2 separate regions of the Homo sapiens genome follow, and region 2 is linked to region 1. Evidence: read pairs that join two places in POLR2A ChIA-PET (ENCODE). Cell type or tissue: MCF 10A. All regions are shown on one strand. Links, peaks and the distances in the headings refer to the core of each region. The heading gives the core; the rest is flanking DNA. Region 1 overlaps BICC1 (BicC family RNA binding protein 1). Region 2 overlaps BICC1 (BicC family RNA binding protein 1).

Evidence for each region. Peaks named below come from ENCODE experiments on the same cell type or tissue, not always from the same donor. Only the 100,000 strongest peaks of a DNase experiment are listed, where the experiment ranks them.
Region 2: POLR2A ChIA-PET joins it to region 1 with 6 read pairs; 2 of 35 experiments call an interaction of 5 or more read pairs at or near these places.

Annotation. Positions count from the first base shown.
Region 1 is chr10:58,663,379-58,668,762 of GRCh38, forward strand. The region is part of intron 2 of BICC1 (BicC family RNA binding protein 1); the gene reads left to right. Among named protein-coding and RNA genes, the nearest start is that of BICC1, 150 kb to the left of the region's middle. In MCF 10A, for the core only: no CTCF peak of the experiment used is centred there; a DNase peak (open chromatin) is centred at 2,883.
Region 2 is chr10:58,720,168-58,725,551 of GRCh38, forward strand. The region is part of intron 3 of BICC1 (BicC family RNA binding protein 1); the gene reads left to right. Among named protein-coding and RNA genes, the nearest start is that of BICC1, 210 kb to the left of the region's middle. In MCF 10A, for the core only: no CTCF peak of the experiment used is centred there; no DNase peak of the experiment used is centred there.

The DNA.
Region 1 (5,384 bases), core at 333-5,332:
TTTATTTAACAGACATTTTCTTCCTCCCAACTTCTAGCACTGGACAACCTCTGGTGTGTTTTCTCTTTCTTTTCCAACATGTCATTTAAATCAGGGGTCCCCAGCCCCCAGGCTGTGCACTGGTATCGGCCTGTTAGGAATTGGGTCACACAGCAGGAGGTGAGCGGTAGCCAAGTGAGCATTACTGCCTGAGCTCCCCTTCCTGTCAGATCAGCGGCAGCATTAGATTCTCATAGGAGCATGAACCCTATTGTGAACTGTGCATTCAAGGGATCTAGGTTATGCACTCCTTATGAGAATCTAATGCCTGATGATCTGCGGTGGGACAGTTTCATCCCGAAACCATCTCCCTGCCCCTGCATTCGGTGAAAAAATTGTCTTCCATGAAACTGGTCCCTGATGCCAAAAAGGTTGGAGATGGTTGGTTTAAATAGAATCATATGCTATAGTCTTTTGTCTTCTTTTATTTATTAAATCCTTTGAGATTCATCTCATTTGAGGTTGTTGGGTGTGTCAGTAGTTCATTGCTTTGGTTCTGAGTAGTGGTCTATTGTATGGGTATATCACATTAAAAACATTCATTCACTAGTTGATGGAATTTGAGTCATTTTTAATTTAAGGCTTTTATGAATGAAGGTGCTGTAAAATGCACATAGAGGTCTTTGTGTAAACATATATTTTCACTTCTTTTGTATGAGTGCCTTGGAGTGTAATTGTTGGCTCATGTAAGTGTGTGTTTCACTTTCTAAGAAAGTGCCAGATTATTTTCTAAAGTAGCTATGCCATTTCAAATTCCCACCAGCAATATAGGAGAGTTTTAGTTGTTTCACATCCTTGTCAGCACCTGTTATTATCTATCTTTTGAAATGTTAGTCATTCTGGTGGATACTTAGTAGTTTCTGATTGTGGACTTATTTGCATTTCTCTGAGAACCAATATCGAGCATTTTTTAATGTGCTTAATCATTGTTTCCTTTGGTGAAGTATATGTTTGAGATTTTGCTAATTTTTTATTGGATTAAAAAGCATTAAGAGTTCTGGATATAGGTTCTTCATAAGATATAGGTTTTGTAAATAGCTTTTTCCTCAGTCTGTGGCTTTGTTCTGCATTTCAGACATTTTTCATTGGATTATTTTATAGTTTTTATGTCTCTGGTAAAATTTCCCTTTCTATACAGACACATTGATAATATTTTTCATTAGATCCTTATATTAATTGTAGTTATTTTAAAAGTTCTATCTGATATTTACAAGTCTGGGCCATCTTGAGGTCTATTTCATTTGACTATGCTATCTGTTGATGATAGGCTTGTGGGTTTTTTTTTTCCCTCCACTTTTGTGTCTTGTAATTTTTTATTGAATATTGGTATTGTGTGTTAAAGAGCAATAGTCTGTGGTAAATAAAATTAATACCCACAATGGTTACTTTTTTTGTTTCTTCAGTTCGTTAATATAGGGGAGTGTGTCAGTAGTCAGTATTGTCAGCAGTTGAGCTGGGTTTGAATTTTGCTGTTGCTGTAGTTACCTTGAGTGCAAACAGACTTCAGATTTCTCCAGTGGTGGATGGATTGCTGCTGCTACATTGAGCTTAATATGAGTCCCGGAGTGTGGTACAGTTTTCTGTGTTCCTGATCTACCTTTGGCTTTCTGCCAGCTCTGTACAGCTGTGCCACAGGGGTCTGTGTTATTGCCACTTCCCCAGTAGTAGACTACTGCTTGTTATTACTTGGTAAAAAGTTCATGGAAGGGTAAGTGGGTGGTTTGGTAGTCTGTCACTTCCCAGCCTCAGTTTTAGTCAGGTCTTGTGTGCCGAAGCCTCAGGAAAGGGGCATTCTCAGTGTTCCCACCTCTCTCAAAAACAACCATTTTTGAAATCTGCAAGATCAATTTTAATAGTATCTTGTTCCCTTAACATACTTTTGATAACTTCTCTTGTGTTTTTAAGCATAAGTATTCTGTATAATATTATTATAGTGCCTGCATTATTTTAGTGGTCTTTTTCTGTTGACTCTCACTAATCATGGCTTTTCCTCTCATATCTTTGGTGGTTTGATTGTACTTGTTGAAGCCCGTATTTAAACTCCTTGGCCTCAGAGAGTATTTTTGTCTTTATCTGCCTGGGAATACAGCCATAACTAAATGAATCTGTTTTGCTTTGTTCATGAATTCTATCGCCAATAGTGCATAAATACAATCTTGTGTTTAGGAATTCAGAGGAGAGAGGTTTTTCATTCCCCTTGCTTCACCAAGGCAAAACCAGGCACTCATCTACACTGTGAATCACTAAGGGAAAGTTTTATTTTATTTCATCTTCTGAGACTTTATGTGTTTTGATCTGAAATTTATTTTCTATTCTTTAAACATTTTTTAAAACCCACGCTGTAGACCACCAGGTATTAGTGGACATTTTGCTGGCAAATGCTGGCTCTAGCCCTAATTTACCCGTCTATTTCTTTGTTATCATTTCTGATCTCTAATGAATTTTATAACCTTGCAAAAGTATGGTTTTATATTTTACTCAGCATTTTGAGATATTTTCTGTTTAAACATGTATAGTCGGTTTCATCTGAACATCCAGTTTACCCTCTTGCTAGACGTACAAGTTCCTTATGTTCTCATACTTCTGGCCAAGCAGTTGATATATTATATTGGTAAAATAAAAACTTCAGCCAAATTAAATTTAAAGGAGCTTAATTGAGCAATGAATGATTTGCAAATCGGGCAGTCCCCAGAATCACAGCAGATTCAGAGACTCCAGGGGTGCCTTGTGGTCAGAACAAATTTATAGACAAAAAAACGTAAAATGACCTACTTTCACTTTCAGAAGTGAGGTGCAGAAAGAGTGAGATTGGTTACAGCTCGGCATTTGCCTTGTTTGAACACAGGTTGAACATTCAGCAGACTGTGAGTGGTTGAAGTAGGCCACTGAGATTGGCCAACACTCAGCTATTGTTTCAGGTGCATATTACTAAGTTAGGTTTTCAATTTTGTCTCACTGTTAAGCTAGGTTATAGTTCATCTATAAGGACTCAAATATAGAAGTACTGAGTCCTTCTCAGGCCATATTTAGTTTGCTTTAACAATATCCTAATTATGTTCTTTTCCTTCAGCCAGCATTTTAATTCTAATAGGTTGCTGAATGTGACTTTTAATTTTTGAATCCTTATCCAAGCACACAGAAGGTGGGAAGAAGTGTGATGTAGTATAAAAGTGCTTGGATTTTTCATTCAAGTGTATATATGCTGGAAATACAAAATCAGCATTTATTAGCTGTATGCTCTTGGGCAAGTTACTTAGTGTTTGAATCTCTTTCTTCACCTGTTAAATGGAATAGTGAGGCCTTCCTTTTATGGGACTAAAGACAGAAAACCAATCTACCTAAAACCTCCTACCTTGCATGACCCCTCCCACCATGCATAGTAGCCATTCAATTGCTGATATGGCACTCTTTTTCTCTTTCTTAATTGAATTATTTAGGATATACTTGTTTTTTCCTTGAGTTCCTCCCTGGAAACAACTTTAAATAAGATACTAAAAAATTTCAGCTATTTGCTCCTATTTAACTTGTCTACTTAATATTTAAATTCCTTTGATAAATATATTAGACATAATGGGTTATTCTCACTTTTCAATAATGATCTAGATGAAAGAGGCTTACAATTTGGTCAGCTAGAAGGAAAAAATTTCAATTTAGTGCCACTGACAGTTTTAAGGAAGGCAAATTACTTACCAAACTAGGATTTCATTTTATTTTCAAACTAATTACTGTGTGTTTGTACCTCTGTAGATTATATAAGTAGGCTCCAGAAGAAACTACTTGCTTATTCTTCTTGGCCTTTTAGTCCTTTTAAAAGCTAATTTGTAAAGAATGACATGTAAGTTTAGATATACAATTTCTCATAGCTATTAATGATATTTCTTTACCAAACTATGAGAACACAGTAATGATTTTTTAAAGTGAAGGTATGAGGTATTTGAGGGAATTTTATGAAGTCTGGTCCCATTTGTTCACTGGAATTATGAAAAAAATATAGCAAAAGTAGAAGTCTTTGGATACTCTTATAATTCTTAGGGAAGGTAGTTTTAACCTTAATTCTCAGGGTTCAAGGAATTCTTATATTTCCCTTTCAAAGGTCTGGATGGTGTTACCAATACCAAAACACACTTTTAAGTACTCTTTTTTTTTGGCAGCTCCTTTTTTCTTAAACCATTCTGTGGAATTAGTAAAGAACAGTGAAATTGGATAAAGGCAAAGGCAATAGGGTAGAGGGGAGGAAGTAAGCCTGAACATCTATTACCAGTCTCTGAAAGATCAAATTTACCTTTTAAAGTAACTACAGGGTTCACTTGAGTCTATTTATTTTGTCTATGAGGAAATAGAGTGTCAGAGAGATGACATATCTATATGAACTAATAGCTACTCCTTGGAGAAGCCAGGACTGGAGGATGCTCCTAACTCATAGCTAGGTGATCTTAAATCTCTCTAAACTTCCTTTTCAAATGTTAAATGGGGAGCATGCCTGCTTAATCAGGTTAAGTAGATTAAGCAGAGGTAAAGCACATATTTATGAAGTGTTCATGGATACCAGATGTTCAATAAAAGTTTTTTTCCTTTGTCTCATCTTGGCTTACTGTAAATTTTTTAAAAAACATAATAAATTAAAAATTGGTAGTAAACAGTTTACACAGAATGAAATATTTCACGGTCATCCGGCTTTTAAGAAAATGCATAGCATGCAAACTGGAAGCAAAAGTTCTTTGGGAAGAGTCCTTGAGTCATTTGAATTTGGAAAGGAAAGGAAGTTTTACGTCATCTGTAGATGCTCTGATTTCAGTTGGTGCATTATTGCCTTGGGCCAGGTGCACCAATTTATACAAAAAGTAGTTTTAAAAACTTTTCCTCTCCATTTCTTTTATGAATTCATCTTGTGTGAGCTTTTGATCCTCACTGAATGACCTTATAAAATAAAGGGAAAAATCAATAAAGCTTAAAACTTATACTTTTCACTCAATTTTTTTTTCCAGATGAATTCACAGTGCTCTGAATCTCACCTTTAGGTTTGACCCTGACTGAAAAACATCTCAAAATTTTACTTTTGCACAACAACCTGTATCCCAGTAATCATATTTGAGCTGCACTTTTACTTCATTTGCCCTTTTAAAGAACACACATTGCAAGGATTGCATCAATTTAAATGGACATAGCATGTGACTAGAAATTATCTTATTTGGGAAAAGTGTTTTATTGATAACAGAGAGTTCTGGTGTTGGTTTACTCATTTGTTGATGATCGTTACTTCATTTTGGGCCAGTTACAGTAAACCAGAACCTAGGAACTTGCAAAGCCAGATTATTTTTCCTTCTCTTCTACTAATGGTGCATCTA
Region 2 (5,384 bases), core at 192-5,191, 57 kb after region 1:
CTTTCTTGGAATCACCCAAAACAAACTGAAATAGTATCCTAAGTATCCACCAGTTTCTTAAAATTCTCCAGTTACTTTGGTGTACTCTTTCTTGCTGTCGTAAGTGAATGAAAGCTCAATTTATTTACTACAAGAGTGTTCCTGGTGGTCTTTGATTAGTGGGCACTAGAGTGAGTGTTGGAGTAATTTAAGAAAGAAACATTTATCTCAGTCTCTGCCCTTTGGATACTTAGAGTTTGCCTGGGGATTCTGGCCCTACTTGCTTTAAATAAACCTTTAAAGTGGCATTGTTTGCTGTCAAGACTAGAGTAGAGGAGAAGAGTGCAAGTCACAGCTAAGGAAAATATTCCTTAAGTATTGATAATTTCTAGTGTGGATCTCAAAGGGCTGGGGCATTCTGTGTGGGAAAGGCTGAGAGCTGGGGAGAATCATTATGTGTTACAGGAAGAGAGGAGACTATTTTTTGAAAGGGAAAGTATTTGAAGACTTGGTGGCCAATAAGGTTGGACAGGTAGAGGAGATCGGTGACAGCCGGTGACCTTGTGAGAACTCATCTACAGACAGTGAAAATCCCGGGGTTCGGGGTGGACACAGGAGATAATTAGTAGGAAGGGGTTAAAATACTGAAAGATGAGTATAGTAGGTCGTATTTGATGACAGGAGGATCAGAGAGTCTTTTTTGAAAGATGAGTCAGCAGGACATGGTAACTTGATAAGAGCAAGGAATTGGGTGGTGGGCTGCTGTAGCAGATGCTTTTGATATGGTCTTGGCCCACCTGTGAGTTCACCCACAGTGGACATCTCCCATGCATGCCAACAGCTTTCCATCTCAAGGGCCTGATCTGTGCTTCTCTACCGGAGCACATTGTCAGCCCTGTGGAAATTTACTCTTGCTGCAGAGCAGCCTCGAAGTATAACCTTTACTCAGTGAAGGGCTGGAGTCAGAACACAAATGCCCATTTTCCCCTTCTCTTCGTGGGACAATTCTGAAGCACATTATTTATGTCTTTTCAGAACATCCTAGGGACATTGACCCCCAGCAGGAATGTGGCATACCACCCCCTTCCATGGTTTTTCTCTCTCCCCAGTCAGGCTTTCCTCACTTCCTAACTTATGCTCCCTGGGATCACCTCCCCAGTTCACTATGCCAGACTAACCAACCCAAGTTCTTATCTCAAGGTGACTTTTGGGGGAACCCAAACTAAGATGGGTATCTTGGATAATTGGGTTAATTATTATGCCATGGAAAAATGGAATTGGGATTCTTTCCCAGGTTAATTAATGACTGCTGTCTAGTGAAAAAATGACTACAGTCATCTCAAGTGTATTTTATATATCAGTGCAGGAATATGGCAAAATGCTTTAGAATTCGTGGCTTGTTTTGAGGAAAAAAAATATGCTCCAAACCATCTGCAAAAGTATTACAGTGATCTCAAGTGGAACATAGGCACTTGAAGCAGTTTCCAGGCACATTAGATTGTTGTCAACAAGAAGAAAAATATATGCCATGGGGAGGAGCAAGAAGAAAGAGAGGGTCTAGAAATCCATGATTTTAGCAAGTCAGGAAAAATAATTTTCAGCACGTAAGCAGGGCAGGATCCCTGAGCTCCTTCACCTGGAAGTCATCCAGGTGGTTTAAGATTCTCAGGCTATTGGCAACTATGATGTGGCTCCTGCCAGGTTAAGGAGCATTGATGATTGATCACAAGGGAAAGGACCCAGCCATATGATTGTTTCTGTCAGCTTGTACTCTCCTGAAAGTCATGGTTAATGACTTGAGCCAAGTTAGGAAAAATATTTCCGTTACTAACAATATAGTTGTTAAGTATGCTCCATGGGGATTCTGAAATATTTACTTGACAGTAATGAGCTTTAGAATTTCATTCTTTTCCTATGATTCTTCATGATCACATTTGCATCCAGATCTTTGAACACTCAGCACTTGATGGAGTTTAATAGACTAATGGCAAGAAAATTGCTCATAAGTAAAGGAAGCAGTGAATCCATCCGGTTTCCATGAGCAGTCATACCTGAGTTCTTCAGCAATTGGAACAGATGCGTCACTGAAAAGATGCCTGCACTGGGGTGGTCCTATCCATTACATTCTCTTAGGAAATGAAGCCCTGGCTTTCCTTAGCCCTGTGATCTATTTTGAACCTTATTCTAGCGGAGAAGGAATAGTGTTTATTGATTTTTTTTCTCCTGTTGTCTATTATTTAGAGATTCTTAATTCTACTAAAATAAGTTGGGAGAACACATATTGTTTGTTTAGTATTTAATAAATTTTGGAGAATCCATATAATCACTTTACAGTATTCTCATCAATCACATGAATTAAGTAATAAAATAATAAAACATTTGAATTCTTAGGAACATGTATTTTTTAATCAGAAAATATTCACCTCCGTGGTTAGCAAACCTCATATACAGGAAAATAAAATTAGGCCATGATCACGTTAGTTATCTCTGAGAGAGCACTTTTAGAAATAATAATCTAGAGGACAATGATCAGAAAAGGAAGAAGTAGCAACTAATACTTAAGGATACCTACCTATGAAAGAAGATGGTAATAGATAGGGTAGTTTCTTGGTGCATCAGTGGGTTGAGGTGAAATAAGTTTATTTTATAGTTTTGTTTTTGTTTCCTTTAAGAATAAAGGAAGCTTATTTGAGTGAGCTTCTAGACTGAGGAAGTGTAGATTGACAATAGAGGAAATTAGAGGGTGGTGTTTAACCTGGAGCGACCCCTTGCAGGGGTAGATTTAAGGTAACAGGTGTTAAGGCTGTGGTTAACTAGTTTTGGGCTTGTTCACCTCACTTTGTGAATTCTTCCACTGACACTTTGCTCATTTTATTGAAATAACTGATTTCAATTTCTGGTTTCTAGTCTTCAGTTCTGCTAGGTATGGTCTCAGACTTAATGATGAAAACTGTTGATTCTGCCAGACACATGCCCAATAAAATGCTTAGCTTTTAGCAGATCCTCAATAAATATTTATTAAAACTAATTTGAACATATTTTCCTGAGTTTGGGAAGAAGGGAGTGAGACAAATAAAAATTATAATGTATTTGATGTAAACTGGAGAAAATTCAGTGTAAATTCCCTCTACTTTCCTCAGTCTGTTTGGAGATAAAGTCATCTCCTGGGAGAATAAGGGGATGGATTAGAGACTCGAAGACACTGGGGAGTGTTCAGAACAGCTGCTTATGGAAAATGCATGGAAAAAAATTAAAAACTTGCCAAGATGAACTGAATATCCAGCTGAGGCTGCATGGTATGAACTTGTTGAGTTTCTTAGGATAGTTCTATGCCTTTTTCTAGTTCTTTGGTCACTCAAAAGTGGAGAAAGCAGAGAGGGGTTATCTTTGGTGAGACGGGTATGGCAGAAAGCCTGAGGACTGGGGATTTTGGAGTGTTTGATAAAAAGATGAAATGTTCAGCTGAAGGTTGTGATGGCACAGAGAGAATTTCAAGCCAGCAGGAAGGCTAGAGAGGGCAGGGGCTGGAGTCATAATAAGCTAGAAAACTTATTATGTGTTCTCTAGCTTGTTGCCTGTGGGGTTGAGGACATTCAAGATTGTGTTGGTAGGAGGCTGTAGCCACAGAAGGAATGATAGCTTAAAAATCTTAAGAGGTTGAGTGGTCTGGATTGTGATAAAGTGCAATTTACAGCTGGGCTTATGGGTTGCTAATGTGTAATTACTCTCACAATTTGGCAATTCTCAGCATCTTTAGGAGTGTTGTCTAGCAAAATTAAATTAGATTCTTTAAACAAGCAAAAAGAAACTTGTTAATGAATTACAACCAAGTAAGATGGAAACAGTTAGTGTCAACATGATGAGTTTGTGAGATTCTATGTGACTTTAAGACTTTGAGCAGCCAAGCTAATGTTCAGTTCAAAGTAATTGAATTTCATGTATGGAAGAATGCCTTATGAAACAGCCGATCAGTGCTTTTGCTAGCCAGTTTTGAAATGTTACATGTCCAAACACCTCATAACTTATGCATGTTCTCCAGTGAGAATTACATCATAGGTTGAAAGAAAATAAATGCATCCATGATTCTTAGATGTTACATAATCTAAGCACTTAATAACTTCCTAGTTACATAATCTGTAGTTATTATATAATCTCATGGCTCTTTACAAAGGGGGAAATCAAACTATTCTCAGAGAAATTCAATTGGATGATTGGATGAAAGAACTCTGTGTCTGTGTGTGTGTGTATATGTGTGTATGTGTGTGTGTGTGTAATTTTGCACATATACAAATACTTAAGTGCTGGTTAGAATTGATCTGACCCTCTCCCTGACTGCTTTTCCCAGCCCACTCCAATGAACAACTGGGTCATCTTTCAGCTCCAGAACATTAAAAGTTGTGACCTGTGCCATCCCAGGACTATGTACAGGATTCCTTGGAGTCATAAGGAATGTTCTTCATTCTTCCAGCCATTTCACTCTGTTCCTGGCTTTTGGCTCTGCCCCAGTAGTTATGCTTAGCCCTACTTGCCCTGTCAGCAGCTCCTGAACCAGTTGCAGGTTCAGTTGGTGACTTCAAGATGGGGACACTGGCTTACAGACTGGCAGTCACCAGAACACATCTGTCCAGAGCCCCGGTTGCCCCGGTCCTGTTGAAACAGGCGCTGCACCTTCAGGTCTCTATTTTCCTTGCACCTCCGATTACTCATCATGGTGGAGTCTGGGTAAGAAGGAAGTTGAAGAGATGAAAGCAGATAGAGTTCCTGAGGATCTCATTGCCAGTCGTGGCTGTCTATTCCCTCCCTTGGCAGCCCAGTGTCTCATTTGAGGTTAGACACCTGTCTGGTGCAGATGTAAACTGATATACCTACCTCCCCATTTGCAGCAGGAATCTGGAGTCTCCTATGGCAATTTTGTGGGGGTTGATTTTGGGAGACTTTTATCTAGACATTTCTGCCTTGTTTAACGTGTGGCTTACTTTCCTGTTCTGTGCATGTTATTATGTATTACTGGCATAATAACATGCACAGAATGCATGTTATTTCCTTTTGGAGCACATTGTTGCAAATATCGATCATGCAAGACATGTACATTTGTGGCAGACTCTTAAATGTGTAAGGATGCAGTGAGGTTTTACTTAGCCTGATCGTTCCATCTGTGACTTCCACTTCCTTGCCGTCCCTGCCCTACTACAATTCCCAACTGCAGACTCTGCCCAGATGTAATTCAGCAAACATTTTAAAATACCAAATTTTCTCTCTACCTCTGTCTTGACTGTGGTCCTCATTGTGCTTCTTTCAAGTATGGATCATCTAGTCTCCATCCTTGTTTGTGAAGTTGTCCTGTCCTTCACATATTTTTAAGAGGGGAGAGGAGCAACGCGGAACTGTATTTCACCGCTAGAGTG